2 separate regions of the Mus musculus genome follow, and region 2 is linked to region 1. The links are chromatin contacts, found by Hi-C or POLR2A ChIA-PET in ENCODE. All regions are on one chromosome and are shown on one strand. The core of a region is the stretch at or near the end of the contact, and the rest is flanking DNA. Distances in the headings are between cores, read along the strand shown. Region 1 overlaps Adk (adenosine kinase). Region 2 holds the start of Dusp13 (dual specificity phosphatase 13).

Evidence for each region. A loop is a pair of places that touch in the nucleus more often than their neighbours do. ChIA-PET counts read pairs that join two places held with the same protein, here RNA polymerase II (POLR2A).
Region 2: a loop to region 1 is called in a map of mouse embryonic stem cell, with 3 times the contacts of the local background. The contact joins the promoter of Dusp13 here to the enhancer-like site in region 1. A Hi-C loop is called at or near these places in 23 of 37 maps with a recorded cell type or tissue (CH12.LX, CH12F3, ES-E14 and 9 more). POLR2A ChIA-PET finds 5 or more read pairs at or near these places in 2 of 5 experiments (Patski and embryonic stem cell).

What each region holds. Positions count from the first base shown.
Region 1 is chr14:21,146,882-21,153,778 of GRCm38, forward strand. The region is part of intron 3 of Adk (adenosine kinase); the gene reads left to right. Among named protein-coding and RNA genes, the nearest start is that of Adk, 98 kb to the left of the region's middle. Within about 2 kb of position 3,555, at least 1 of the 3 ENCODE cell types and tissues checked has a DNase peak (open chromatin) inside an H3K27ac peak, as active enhancers do; it is left cerebral cortex, where a contact is called at or near this core.
Region 2 is chr14:21,737,785-21,744,681 of GRCm38, forward strand. Dusp13 (dual specificity phosphatase 13) reads right to left here and starts at 3,714. Exons shown (of 4, transcript NM_001374075.1): 1 at 3,246-3,714; 2 at 2,320-2,493. The coding sequence starts at 3,598.

The DNA.
Region 1 (6,897 bases), core at 2,305-4,804:
GTCCATAACTTTGTGAACCTGATTTCTTTTGTTGTTGTTGTTGTTTGATAAAGTTGGTCCTTTTTGCCTTTTGTTTTGGTTTAATTTGTTTTGACCTGACATTTTAACAAATGGAACTCCTTGGACTGATTAAAAACGCATTTTATTTGGCGAACGATATGTATTCTTCACAAAGTTGCTTTTCTCCTTTCTTCATGACTTATGCTGTTCCAAATCTCCTAAAGCACATGTTTTTGATACTGGTGTCAACATTTTTAATTAATATTTTAGATGCCAAAGGTGGCAGTGTGAAAGATTGTTTTGTTAGTGAGTGATCCTTAGAAGTAAGTGGCATTTGGTTTTATTTTACAATAGAATTTAATCTTATATGTTTTTTGTTAAAGTAATGTTACCCAAAAAATCTCTTATTGAACTATTTGTGGTGAGCTTTTTAAGGATGTTTAAGATTTCACATGCAGTTTAACTGATCACAGATGAAGTTGTAAATTAATACCTCATGAGCATGTTTGACTGCAGGGCATTGCTTGTGAATCAGACCTGCTTTGTTTCTATAAACTGTGAAAGGGGCTTAAGCATAAGGATTAAAATTGTACCATGATACCAGAGTACTTATGGAAAGACACTGTAGTTGGATCATTTAGAATGTACTAAAATCTTATGAATAGCCGTAAAATGTAATAATTCCCTTAAGCTTTTAAGAGTTATAAGAGTTAGTTTTTATTCCTTTGTTGAATTTAACCACCTTAATAAAGAAGTTGTCTTGCTGCTTTAGAGCTAGGCCTGGTATTAAGAAGATCTGACATAGCAGGGTGATCGGAACAGGTGAGACTCCCCAGGAAATGTGCATGGACCTTCACGTAAATGTTACATCTCCATTTTATTCCATTCATTCTTTTTACAGAACCTTTATGATAAAAATTGTTCATTGCTATCTTCTAGTATAGTATTACTAAGTGACTTTTTGGGTATAAAATCAGATATTCGTTGGCGCCATTTTTTATTTACAGTGTCTGAAAATCATCTAGTGGATATCTGTTCTTTTGTCCATGACAGACTGTTAATTATTTATTGGGAAAAAAATACCAGAGAGAAGTTATCGGGTCTGTTTCAGGGTCTGAAGCTTGAGTCAGTTAGCCTGCTTAGCGGGGCGAGCGAGCAGTAGCCCAGGTTACTGTAAGATGTGCAGGAGCTTTGGACTCCTTGTGTTCTCGGAACACTTTGGTACCTGTTCTAAAAATACTATGGACAAAGGCAATGATGAAAATGATTTTTAAGTTACTGGGTGGTAGGCGATTGTGTCAATCACAAATAAATTGTATTAATGATGATGTGTAGAACATAGTGTAAGACATTTAAGAATTCAATATTCTTCACATGCATCCGTATGTAAACCGCTTCCTAGATTGTCTCCTTTTTCCCTCTCTCTCTCTCTCTCTCTCTCTCTCTCTCTCTCTCTTTCTTTCTTTCTTTCTTTCTTTCTTAGTGTGTTCTTTAAACAATTTGGCCAATTGTGGCCATTGTAACTATTTCTATTGACAGGGCTTCACTGAATGCCCCTGGCACTTTCCAGTTCCAAGGAGGAACCAAAATGCGGATGATAGGTCTTGCCCTGGTTGTTGACTAACAGTTTCTCATCTTCCTGTTTCTATTTTCTTAGTGTCAAAAGAAAGTCATAATATTGCTGGCCTCAGCAGGGTCTCAAGAAAGGAATTATTCATTCTGGTAGTGATGGCTAAGTTAACTTGCCTTACAGTAAGAGCATGGGTCAGTGTAGATAGTGGCAAGTCAGCTGCAGGCCTCAGATCTCCCACTGAATTACTGGAGGCAAAGTGATTTGCCAGAATTATACATCTAATAGCTACCAACATAGCCACATGAAGTAGCTGCTATGATTCTTTTTTTTTTTATCTTTTCTTTTTATTTATTTATTTATTTTTAGATATTTTCTTTATATACATTTCAAATGCTGCTGCTATGATTCTTGTAAGCTTCTCAGATGAGAAACAAGAGGCGCTGCATTTGTTCACAGTCACTTGTCTGGGTATCAAAGAGGTGAGGTTTCAGTGTAGGTCACCCTTTATCCTAAACCTCAGTGTAAGTACTGCTGGAGTTGTACATGGGAGTGTGTGGATACAGTCATTCAAAATAGATCTAGGTGAGAAGAGACAAGCTAGGGGTCAAGGAAATCTACATTTAAAGGTTAGGCCAGAAGAACAAGAAATAAAGAAACGAGAAATAGGAGAACCAGGTGGGCACTATGTCTTATTAACTAAGTTATGTATGTAAATGACAAATGAATTACTGACTCAGTGGAAAACAAAACTATAAAAGTAAATTCATGTGTTATATGAATCTATTTTTTATAAAATTTAAATAAAAACAGTTTGCATTTAAAATTTATCTGATTTAGAAATACATTATGTCAGACATTGATATTTTCTGGATGACTGCCTCCCCTCCTATTTTTTTTTTCTTTCTTAGATTTTATTTTTTAATTTAAACATTAGTGTGTGTGTCTCTTTGTGTGGTTATGTGTCCAGTGTGTCCTAGAGCCAGAAGAGTGTTTCAATCTTCTGGAGCTAGGCTCGGGAGGGGATGAGCTGCCTATGTCTTCTCCAAAAGAAGCAGGCACAGTGTACCCATGGTGGGGCATAAAGAATTCTCATTTGGAGATGGGGAAGATGAAGTACATGATGTCATAATATACCTGAAAATCCATGTCTTCCTGTAACCATCTGGAAAATCACCTCGTTCTTTCTTAGCATAATATTTTGCATGCGTTTAGGATTCATAGACCCAAGAGACGGGAAGTGTAACTAGAGTAATCTTGACTACAAATGGAATTCAGTGATGTTTCCAAACTGGACTCATGTAAGAACAGGAGCTTGGCTGGGCCTTAATGGTCCTAAACCCAAGGACTCAGGTGGCCAGAAGTTGTTTCTCAGCTTCCCCATGTCGGTTGCAAATTAACATCATTCCTCAGTTCCTGCCATGCTCAGGTGTCACCTGCTGTAATGCCCTGCTCAGGTGTCACCTGCTGGAATGCCCTGCTCAGGTGTCACCTGCTGTAATGGGCTCATGCTAGCTTGCTTTCTTCTCACTTGAAACACTATCAGTACTTCCGATAGTCAGTGTTAGATGCTACATTTATATTCAAGATAGGCATCTAGAAAAAAATAACCCTTTTATAAGACTAAGTATTTCCCTATTCTTCTGAAGGGTAACTTCAAGTGACGCACCTATAACTGGGTTTCACTTGTGTAATGGCCAAAACCTTTTCAAGTTTACACTTTGGATGGCTTTGTAAATTTGGCATTTTTTTGACAAGGTTACGTATGGCATTAGCAATTTGCCTAAAGAATGAAAAGAAAACGCCAACTGTTTTGTTTGTTTTTATGACTTGTGAAGATTTTGCATTTTAGTTTTCTGAGTTCTTTTCCTAAAGGCCCGGGTGTTTGGTTTTTTCTTGTTGTTGCTGATCACCTCAGGAGCTTCCTGGGTTTGGGGAGAGTGACCCTTCACGATCTCTTTTAGACTAAAGAGATCGAGTTTTCTAATGTTGTGTGGAAGGTTATATTTAGCTGTTGGTATTTCAAGTTGGAACACTTCATTCGGCTGTACCTTTAGTCAATGAGTCATCTGGAGAAAATGGGCTGCTCTTGCTTTTAGGAAGAGTCTGTAGCAAATAATAATAATAAGTTAAGCTCTGTGGGAGATTTTATGCCAAATAACAAGCTTAAAATGGAAAATGTTTTGTAACATTTTATTGCCCATATGCAAAATATATACTAAAGGATATAGAAGCATTTGGCTCATTATTGTCTTCAGCTGATTAAAAAAAAAAAGTAGCCCTGATGTCAGGCATTTTCTACAAAGCATTGTGTGGACTGTTTTTTTAGTTGTAGACAAGTCGAAAGCCAGCATAAGCTCTATGGAATTATTTTATTTATACAGTAAACAGCAGTGGCTAAAGCTTCATGGTAGTTGTCCATATTGTGGTTATTGAAATGTTTTCAAATAACATTTGTTAAAAAAATGCCTATATCACTTCATTTTTATTTTAGGAGCTTTCTATTAGTCAAGATTCTTTAAGGTGTAGGGAGCAAGGGATGTGGGAGATGTGGGGTCTAATTTTATATACCTTTGTATCGCATATGTCACACTGATTGCATATTTCATCTTTCCCATCTGGAACAAAGCAACATATGTAATACTGGAGATTTAGAAATCTTAAGGTCCTGCAATCCCAATTTTTAAATCTGAACTACCTTTTCTGCTTTTATATTCTTAGCTCAGTGAGCAGGTTGGATTTTTAGAGTTCTAAGTTAGATAATGAGATTCAGATAAAGATGACTGAGATCGGCAAATACTAATAAAAGGAATATTATTTACAATGTTATTAAATTGACTACAGTTTTGTAAAACCAGTGTCAACCTAAGAGGTCAGCGAGATTTCTCAGCAGAGAGAGGCAGGTGAAGGTGATTTCTAAGCAAACCCGATGACCAGGTTTAATCCCTAGAACCCATGAAATCGTACAAGGAGAAAAACATCTCCACAAAGTTTTCATCTGGCCTCAATGTGTAGGCTAGGAATGAACACCACACATCATTTACAAACACCAAGAATCAACTGAAAAATAATTAAAAACAAATATATTAGTGGTTGATGATCATAGAGTTAATAACCCAAATATTTTAATACTTTTCTCTATACCAAGCCATAATTTAAGGACTAACCACAGTATAAACGAAATATAAACATATATTGATACTATAGTAGATTTATTTCAGAATGAAAGAATTGTTCTAATTAGGTTATCTGCTAATATAACTTGTTTGGTTGGTTTGGTTTGGTTTTTTGAGATAGGGTTTCTCTGTGTAGCCTTGGCTGTCTTGGAACTAGCTCTGTAGACCAGGCTGGCCTCGAACCCTGCTCTGTCTGCCTGTTCCCAAGTGCTGGGACTAAAAGAGTGGGCCACAACTTGACTTCTGCTGATATAATTTATTGTGCTTTCTTTACATGTCTCCTAAGGGTGTCTGTTTGCTCAGGAAGTCCAGATTAGGTGAGCCTGTGGGCTTCTCTGCTGCTTTCAACAGCAGAGCTTATCCAGTGAAACCTAACTTTTTAAAAGCTGTTATTCCAATGTGGACTCCTGTCATTTCTAGGACAGCATATGGAGCATACTTGTAGATAATGGTTAATTTCATAAAGTAGTTATTGATGCTTTTGGTTAAGTTCCTCTTTATTTTATAGTTTATCCTTTTCTGTTGGTCCTAGACTGTGCCCTGTATTAACAGACTTCTGGGGAATTTTTACGATTGTTTTCATAGGCGCTAGAAAAGCACTCGGCACAATTTAATATGCACTATTCTTGTTAACTTTTTATGAACTACATACAACGCGTAGAAGAGTATACAAATCACACGTGTGCAGCTGAATGGATTACCTCAGAGTAAACATACCTGTTTCACAGCCATCCAGCCCTGGAAATAGAACTTGGCAAGCAGACCAAAAGCACCTGGTCCCCTTCTTTTCCCCAATGATGTCTTCTCTCTTTTAACACTGGAGCTTACTTACTTAGTTTTGCTGTTTTAGCGGTTTAATAACTAGGACCATGAAGTGCATATTTTTGGATCTCTGGCTTCTTTGACTTGTCACTGTGACAATGGCTGCTCACGGCATGCAGAGAGCCATGCTGTCTTCATTTTCTTTTGGTCCATGTTCCTTGAATCCATCTCAGTTCTTCTTCAGTTTTCCTGATGCATATCCAGGTTGTTTCTAGTTTGGCTGTATTGGCAATAATGTTGATATCTGAGCCTTCGTCTATGCCCCACGTGCACTTATCTCCCTTGGAGTTGTAGGATTGCATACACTGGCTCAATCTTACATTTTAAAGATACTTACAATTTTAGTTTTCCAAAATGTTAAATTCCCAGGAGCTTTCCACTCGTTCCACTGTTTTCAGACAATGACCTTTCACTTTGCTCTTCTGAGTAGCTGTGGATCCTAGACAAAGCACTTAGCTTGCATTCACAAGATCCTGAGGTCAGTACCCATTATCACAGAACACAGGAAAGCCTGAGTCATACTGGTAGATCAAGGGGATCTCACTGTAGTTTGATTAGGCTTTGTTGTTGGTTTTAATTTTTTAATTTTTGTTTTTTGCTGGTGTGGTTGTTTTTCAAGACAGGGTTTCTCTGTGTAGCCCTGGCTGTCCTGGAACTCACTCTGTAGACCAGGCTGACCTCAAACTCAGAAATTCTCCTACCTCTGCCTCCCAAGTGCTGGGATGAAAGGCATGTGCCACCACCGCCCGGTGCCCGGATCAATTTTTAAATTTTATTTTATATGTTTGAGTATGTTGCTTGTGTGTAAGTCTGTGTCTTTGGAGACATTAGATCCTCTGTAACTGGAGTTACAGATGATTGTGAACTGCTACATAGGTGATGGACTCAAACCCTGATCCTTTGCAGAAGCAGCAAGAACTCTCAACTCCTTAGCCATCTCTTTAGACCCTACTTTATTTTTTGAGATAGCCCAGAATGAACTTGAACTCACTATATGACCTACAATGACCTTTCACTTTGATCTCCTGAGTGCTGGGAGTGCAGCCATACACCACCATTTCCACTTTACATGGTGGTGTGGATTGAACATTTACCTATGACACATAGGTGGATAGGTGATGGATAGAAAAGTTAATATTGATAACATTAAGATGTATGAAAGGATGTAAGAGTGTTCATCCTTGTCTTAGACATTTTATTGGCATATTCCTTAAATTTCAATAACACATAAAATTGGGAAGGGCACAGAATATGGGCATCTTCATAAGCCGTAATGAGATTATAAATCATCTTTGAGGTTGTAAAGAGGATATATAAGCCTCTTTGAAG
Region 2 (6,897 bases), core at 2,464-4,963, 590 kb after region 1:
GCCACTGCTCCTGCAATGAGATTGGTGGCAGAGACAGGAACATTCCCGGTAGCTGATGGGCCATCTAGTCTGGCATGTCCAGCTGTGGACAGTGAGGCAGCGGATGTGCTCCGTGCCCGCCACACGTGCCCTGTGGCACATATTCACCTGTGTTCACACACAAAAACATATGCGTTTATTTTACACACACAAAGAAAAAGTTTTGGTTTTGGTTTTGTTTTGAGGCAGGATCTCATGGAGCATGTGCTGGCCTAGAACTCCCAATGCAGCTGCGGACACCACGCCCAGATCCGCCTTTGACAGCTGTGTACCATCATCCTCAGTCCTTATGCCATGCTGGGGACTGAACACGTGGATCTGTGCTTGCTAGGCAAATGCTTTACAAGCTTAGCCACATCCCCAGCCCCAAAAGATTTTTTAAAAAAAATCTATCTATCTATCTATCTATCTATCTATCTATCTATCTATCTATCTATCTATCTATCTATCTATCATCTATCTATCTATCTATCTATCATCTATCTATCTATCTATCTATCATCTATCTATCTATCTATCTATCTATCTAGATATCTAATGTGAGTACACTGTAGCTGTCTTCAGACACACCAGAAAAGGGCATCTAATCTCATTACAGATAGTTGTGAGCCACCATGTGGTGGCTGGGATTTGAACTCAGGACCTTTGGAAGAGCCCTTACTCGCTGAGCCATCTCGACAGCTGGCACCCAGTGCTCTTAACCACTGAGCCATCTTTCCAGGGTCCAAAATATTTTTTTAAATGTATGTGTATATGTGTCCACCATGTGCATGCAGGAGCCTGTGGAAGCCAGAAGGCATCAGATTCCCTGGAACTGCAGTTGCAGGCAGTTGTGAGCTGCCGTGCAGGTGCTGGGACCCAAACCCAGACCCTTTGCGAGAGCAGTCAGTGCTCTTAACTGCTGAGCCATTGCCTTAACCACAAGGTAAATTTTAAATATTTTTTGCTCTAACTTTAGAAGGCTGGCAAAAGGCATATCTGAAGTATTTAAGGCAAAACTAGAAAGAAAAATAAATGCTGCTTTTGAATTGGGTGCAAATGGTGGTCATATCAAATGAAATAGCACAGACCCAGAACATAGCATGCATTTGCTAATCTGAGTAGCTCCTAGGTTTTATATAGCTATATAGCTACATAAAATCACATATGTACTACATACATATGACACTAAAGCTGAAGCAAGATTATCTGGTGGAAGGAACCAAACTAGTGAGTGAGAAAGAGAAAAAAGGAGGGCATGTGGGGGGGTGGGGGTGGGCACAGCAGTACACGACTTGAATTCTAGCTCTGCAGGCAGAGGAAGGTGGGTCTCTGTAAGGTCAAGGCTAACCTAGTCTTCCTAGACAATTACAAGTTAGCTGCAGTGAGACCCAGTCTCAAATTTAAAAGAAATTGGGGGGGGGGGCGCTGGAGAGATGGCTCAGCATTTAAGAGCACTGACTGCTCTTCCAAAGGTCCTGAGTTCAAAGCCCAGCAACCACATGGTGGCTCACAACCATCTGTAATGAGATCTGATGCCCTCTTCTGAGGTGTCTGAAGACAGCTACAGTGTACTTACATATAATAAACAAATAAATCTTAAAAAAAAAAGAAAGAAAGAAAATGGGGGAGAGAATAGGGAGGTGAATAAGATCAAATACACAGTAAAGCTTGAAAAATCTGCTAAACCCATCCCAATATACAATGAATATACACCAATAGAAATGAGAGATGCATGGTAGCATACACTTAGAAGGCAGAAGCAGGAGGATCTTTATGAGTTTGAGGCCAGCCTATTCTACCTAGTGAGTTCCAGGACATCCAGTGGGACTGAGTCAATGAGGACGATGATGGTTTCAGGTAGGCTAGGTTCACAGCTCAATTTGCAGAGCGCCTGCCTAGTACGTGCAAAGCCCTGGGTGTGATCACCAGCATAAAACAGGCATGGTGGCAATGCACACTTGTAAAACCAGCTCTTTGGAGGTGAAGGCTGGAGGATCAGAAACTCAAGGTATCCTCAGCTACATAGGGAATTCGAGCCAACCAGGGGTACAAAAGAAAAGAAGAGAAGAGAGAGAGCTTTGTCTCTTGAAGTGTGGTTTATCCACTAAAACAGGTCACTTCTAGGATACAAGGAATTCTCTATTCCATGGCCTGAAAGATGAAACTGTATGTTTCCAAACAAACATGAGAAAGGCAAATGCAGGCAGCGGTGAGAAGCACTGTGGGCCATCTGGAGGAGGCTTATCCTGGTACTCCCACCCATCAGCCACCCTAAACCCCTACATGGGTCTTACTTACGCATCTCCCAAGAAAAGGTTGGGCCAGACCTCATTGATGTGGGTCAGTGTGGCAGTCCGACGGACCCACAGCAATCGCTGCAGAGAGGCCAGTGTGGGTGGCTGGTAGGGGGACACCTGGACTGCCCCATGAATCTTTGGCCTCCGAAGTTCCTGCTTCTGTAGCGAGTCCATTCTGGGAACAGAGTAAACAGGACAGTAGCTGGAACAGGCTCCCCAAGCGTGGGTCCAGTGGACAGGGAGACCTGTGTTGCAGTACCAGGAGCCAGTGGGATGCTGTGGGGGCCAGCCTCAGCTATGCTGAATGAGGCTATTACCCGGCTCAGCTGGCCTGGAACCTAGAACCTTTTCCCTGGGAACAAGGAGAACTAGAACTCTCTTGTCAATTCCATGGCGCTAAGCGTACCTTTCCTGAGGCAACGGATGTTAGAAATGTTGGTCTTAGGGACCGTGGGGAATCTCTGTAGGGCTAATCTGTGCAGACCGTACCCCTTTAGTCACTGGAAACCCCAGCTGGCGGAGGCTCTTGGAGAGGACCTAGGATGTCCCTCCAAAGCCAGGCAGCTCATCTGTAGCTCCCACCCTGGCTGTTTCTAAGGCTGATGCTAGAGGAGGTCAAAGCACTGTCCAGGGTTACAGTCCAGCCACAAGTGGGCATTAGTCAGCTTGTTCACACCAAGTGAGCTGGTGTCGCTCATAAGCAGGCTGTATCCCTTGTGCTGTGTTCCATGTTTCACACTGACACCAATGACAAATGACAAATGGCTAAAGACTACCCTGAGCTTGATATCCAGTGTGTGCCTTCAGTTCATTCCCCAAGCCTTCCAGTTGCCAGAGGGTGGTCACCAACTGATGTGTCTCCTCTAGGGAGCTGTCAGGGATGAGCTACACATCCACTTACAGGCCCCGGGCTTTTTTCCTCCTTACCCTTGTGGTTCAGGCCAGTACACCTGTACAGGCCTCACCCGGAAGGAGTGGGTTATGTCTGGAGTCATCTGGCTTAGTCCATCTGGGCCCTTGCAGAGCTGAGGTGTCAGAGGCACCAGAACCTGAGCCTGGTACCTTAGAGGGAAGGGGAACCTACCTTGGTCAACTACCCCTGGTCCCCTCAAAGAGTAACTCGAGTAGGTACAGACTGGGTAGAATGCCTTTTCCCTCTGGCAGGCACTGCCAAAACCAGAAAAAGAGATGGGCACCCAGGAGGCCACTGGCTTGGCCACACTCACCCAGCCAGTGGATGATGAGCTGGGTGGAAGAGAGGGCCGGCCTTTCTCCCTCATCCCCCTCTGTGACCTCTCTGGCAGGCTGAGTGGCCTGCCACCTACCTAGGGCATGGTCTGGGGCCAGGAATGGGGGACTAGGTGCAGGGGCAGGCTGAGTGGAACAGTCCTAAAGCAGGTTCCATCCAGAACACAAATGCTGTTATGCGCCTAGAATTCCAGGTCCATGCATGTGAGCCAATGGGGATGTGGGGCAAGATGAAGACAGACCTGAGCTGCGGGGACAGGAGCAGTGGCCTAACATCTCTCCCTGGTGTCTCTGCTATTGAAAACACTTGTCCTGAAGATGGGGACCACCTGAAGAGATGCCTAGGGAACAGACTCCCCTTAAAATTTGACAAGGATATATCCTGGGACCTAGGCAAGTTTTCATTCCTATCTGGGCCTTAGTTTCTTTTCTCTGCTCTCTGGTATTCTGCTGGCTGCAAGAGAAGGGAATGACGCTATATGAAGTAACACCAGGGAAAGGAATATTAGGGTGGAGGATCTCTGAATCCAGGGAAGTCCAATAGCCACTCTGGCCTGAGGCCACCAGCTAGACTCCTCCAGCTATGAGTGGAACTAGACAGGGATTTCGGGAAACCGTAGGCCCCTCACAGGCCTGCTCAATTTGGCATGGGGTAAGTCTGCCCTCTAGTGGCCAGTGGCTGCTAGGCAGCCCAACTGTGTCCCAGGAGCTCGGTGGTGGGGATTAGGGGATGTCCTTAACTTCCCTGGTCTAACTCAGACCTGTAGGAAAGATTTTTCTTAGACTTAGGGTTTCCTGGTCAGGTCCTACTTAGGGCTATATGTAGCCCAGCTATCTGCTCTGGTCCACTGAGGGTTCCTTTCACCTATCAGAGCCAGGCCCAGCAGCTCACTCAGTGAGCCATTCCTTAAGCTTTAGGCACCCCCCCCAAAAGAAAGCCCAGGGATTCTGCTACCCCCTGGTGTAGGGAGGGCCCAGCTATGTCAGAAGGAGCCATGGCTGAATGTCTTGTAGGATCAGGCCCCTGTTCACATTCATGATAGTCCTCCCGTGGCTCTCTAGTGCTACCTGGCTTCTACTTCCCTGAAACTTCAGCAGAGAAGTTGCTTCTGTCAACAGTGGCTTTCTTGCCCACACTGCCTCTGTATACAGAGCTACACATACTTACCTTTTGTTGGCACTAGTAGCATCTCTAGCTTGCTCTCTGTTGTCTGTCTTTCAGTTTGTCCCAGGATAGCCTTCTAGAATACCACCCTGCATACCTCGGGCCTTGCTCAGCAGCCTGGGACGTGGCAGCTGTTTGCCACCTACCTCTTTAGCTGTAACCTCAGAACACATTTCTCCTGGTCTCCTCTGCTGTTCCCTCTCTGTCTCCCCTCTTCTCTTAGGGAGCACAGACCAAGTGGGGCTAGCGTTCTCACAGAAGGACATCGAGGTGTCTGGGAAAGAGACTTTGGCAGGTAAATGCCAAGGGCAGACTGCAGTGGTCTCTGCCCAGCCTGCATCCCTGGAGGGAGACAGACCTGTGTGGGAGTCTGTGAGCCTGAGTCTTCACCAGGAGCTGCTGGGAGACTCTCATGACATCATAAGTGAGATGCACCTCCCAGAGGCCCTGCATCAGGGCAGGTGCCACATAAATGAGGCATCACGTTATGGACATTGCTCCAATCAGTCTCATCCTTTCGGGGCTCAGCCAAGACCTATAGAGGGTAGATTGCTATGGCCTGTGGAGTTTTCACCTGGATCTCTGTGTTTCGTAATTATATTCCCAGCTTGAGGAAGTACGTTACAGACCAGACAGAGCCCAGGACTCGTGTCTTCACGCTGAGTCCACCCTGTTCTCTCACGAAGCAGGCAGTATCAACATCCCCACTTTCCAGATGAGAAAAATCAAGCCTCAGAGAGATAAAAGCAGTTTGCCCAAGGTCACACGGTGGCGAGAGGCAGGGTTCTGTGCCTCTACCTCTGACCCATTTGGAGTCCCCCAACCCAGTCCTCACAGTTGCCCACACAAGCAGGCATAGATGCCCTGGGCCCCAGTACCCAGTATTCTCAGGGGTCTCTGCTTAGGGTCGTTCACCCACCTGTGGGGAGATCCTGACCGGGCTGTAGTCTTCTCCGACCCACAGCTTGTGCCGCTGGATTCTAGCCGCCTGGCTCCGCACACCTGATGCTGTTTCTATTTTTTTATTTGAGTTTAATTATAAAGCATGCTGTCGTCTCCCTTTTGCCTTTCCTTGCCACTCCCAACTTGTCCATTGGTCCCATGGCCTGGTCAGCCCTAGGCTCAGCCAGGTACTTCCTCCTTAAACCCAGGCTGTGCAACTGTACCCAGCAACCCCATGGCTGAGGCCCAAACCTATCCTCACCCTTTCTCCTTGTACATGTATCCTTAATGTTCAGGATACAGGAAGCTCAGAGGGTTGCCTGCGGTGTGTGGGATGAGTGTATTTGGGTAGCTGGGTGGGGAAAAGGAAAAGCAAGCAAACCACCTTAAAAATTCCCCTTAGAGCCTGAATGGTGGCGTACACCTTTAATCTCATCACTCAGGAGGCAGAGGCAGGGGCAGAGACAGGCAGACCTCTGAGTTCAAGGCCAGCCTGGTCTACATAGTGAGTTCTAGGCCAGCCAGATGTTTTAGACAGTCACAGTAAGACTTTGTCTAAAACACAATACAACAAAACAGAAAACCACCTCTCTAGGACTGGGTGGTGGTGTTCAATGGTAGTGCACTTATCTAGTGTGGTTGAGACCCTGAGTACCATTCCAGCTTGCCCCAAATACCTCCCAACCCCCAAATCCCTTGGCTTTCAGAGGTTACTCAAAACTAGGGCAGAGATAAAGAGCTGATGGGATCTATGCTGGAAGACACAGATGAGACTATGTCAAAGCACATACTAGAAGGACATCAGAGCATAGGTCTAGGAGCCTCTATTTCAGGGTGAGAAGTGCAAGCTCACCATCTGGCAGGTTCCGGTCAGGCACAGACAGACAGACAGACAGACAGAGCATAGACAGACACAGCTGTCAAGGGACTATGGAGCAGGTCTGTGCACTCAGTGGCTTTTATCCAGGAGCAGCTCTCCCTCCACTGCCCTCTGTCTCTCCCTCAAAGACAGGTGCCCCAGGGGTCTGCCTAGTGAGAGGCCACTGGATTTGAGATTAAAAAGTATCCTTTTTAATCCAGATGCTCTAATCATATACCCATACAATAATGCTCTCTAGCACTACCAGATACACACACACACACACCCTCAGCCTTATGTCCACTGAACTCCTTGAGCCTCAGGGAGAGCCGGGGAGAACACTGAGAACCATTCTCCCTGACCCT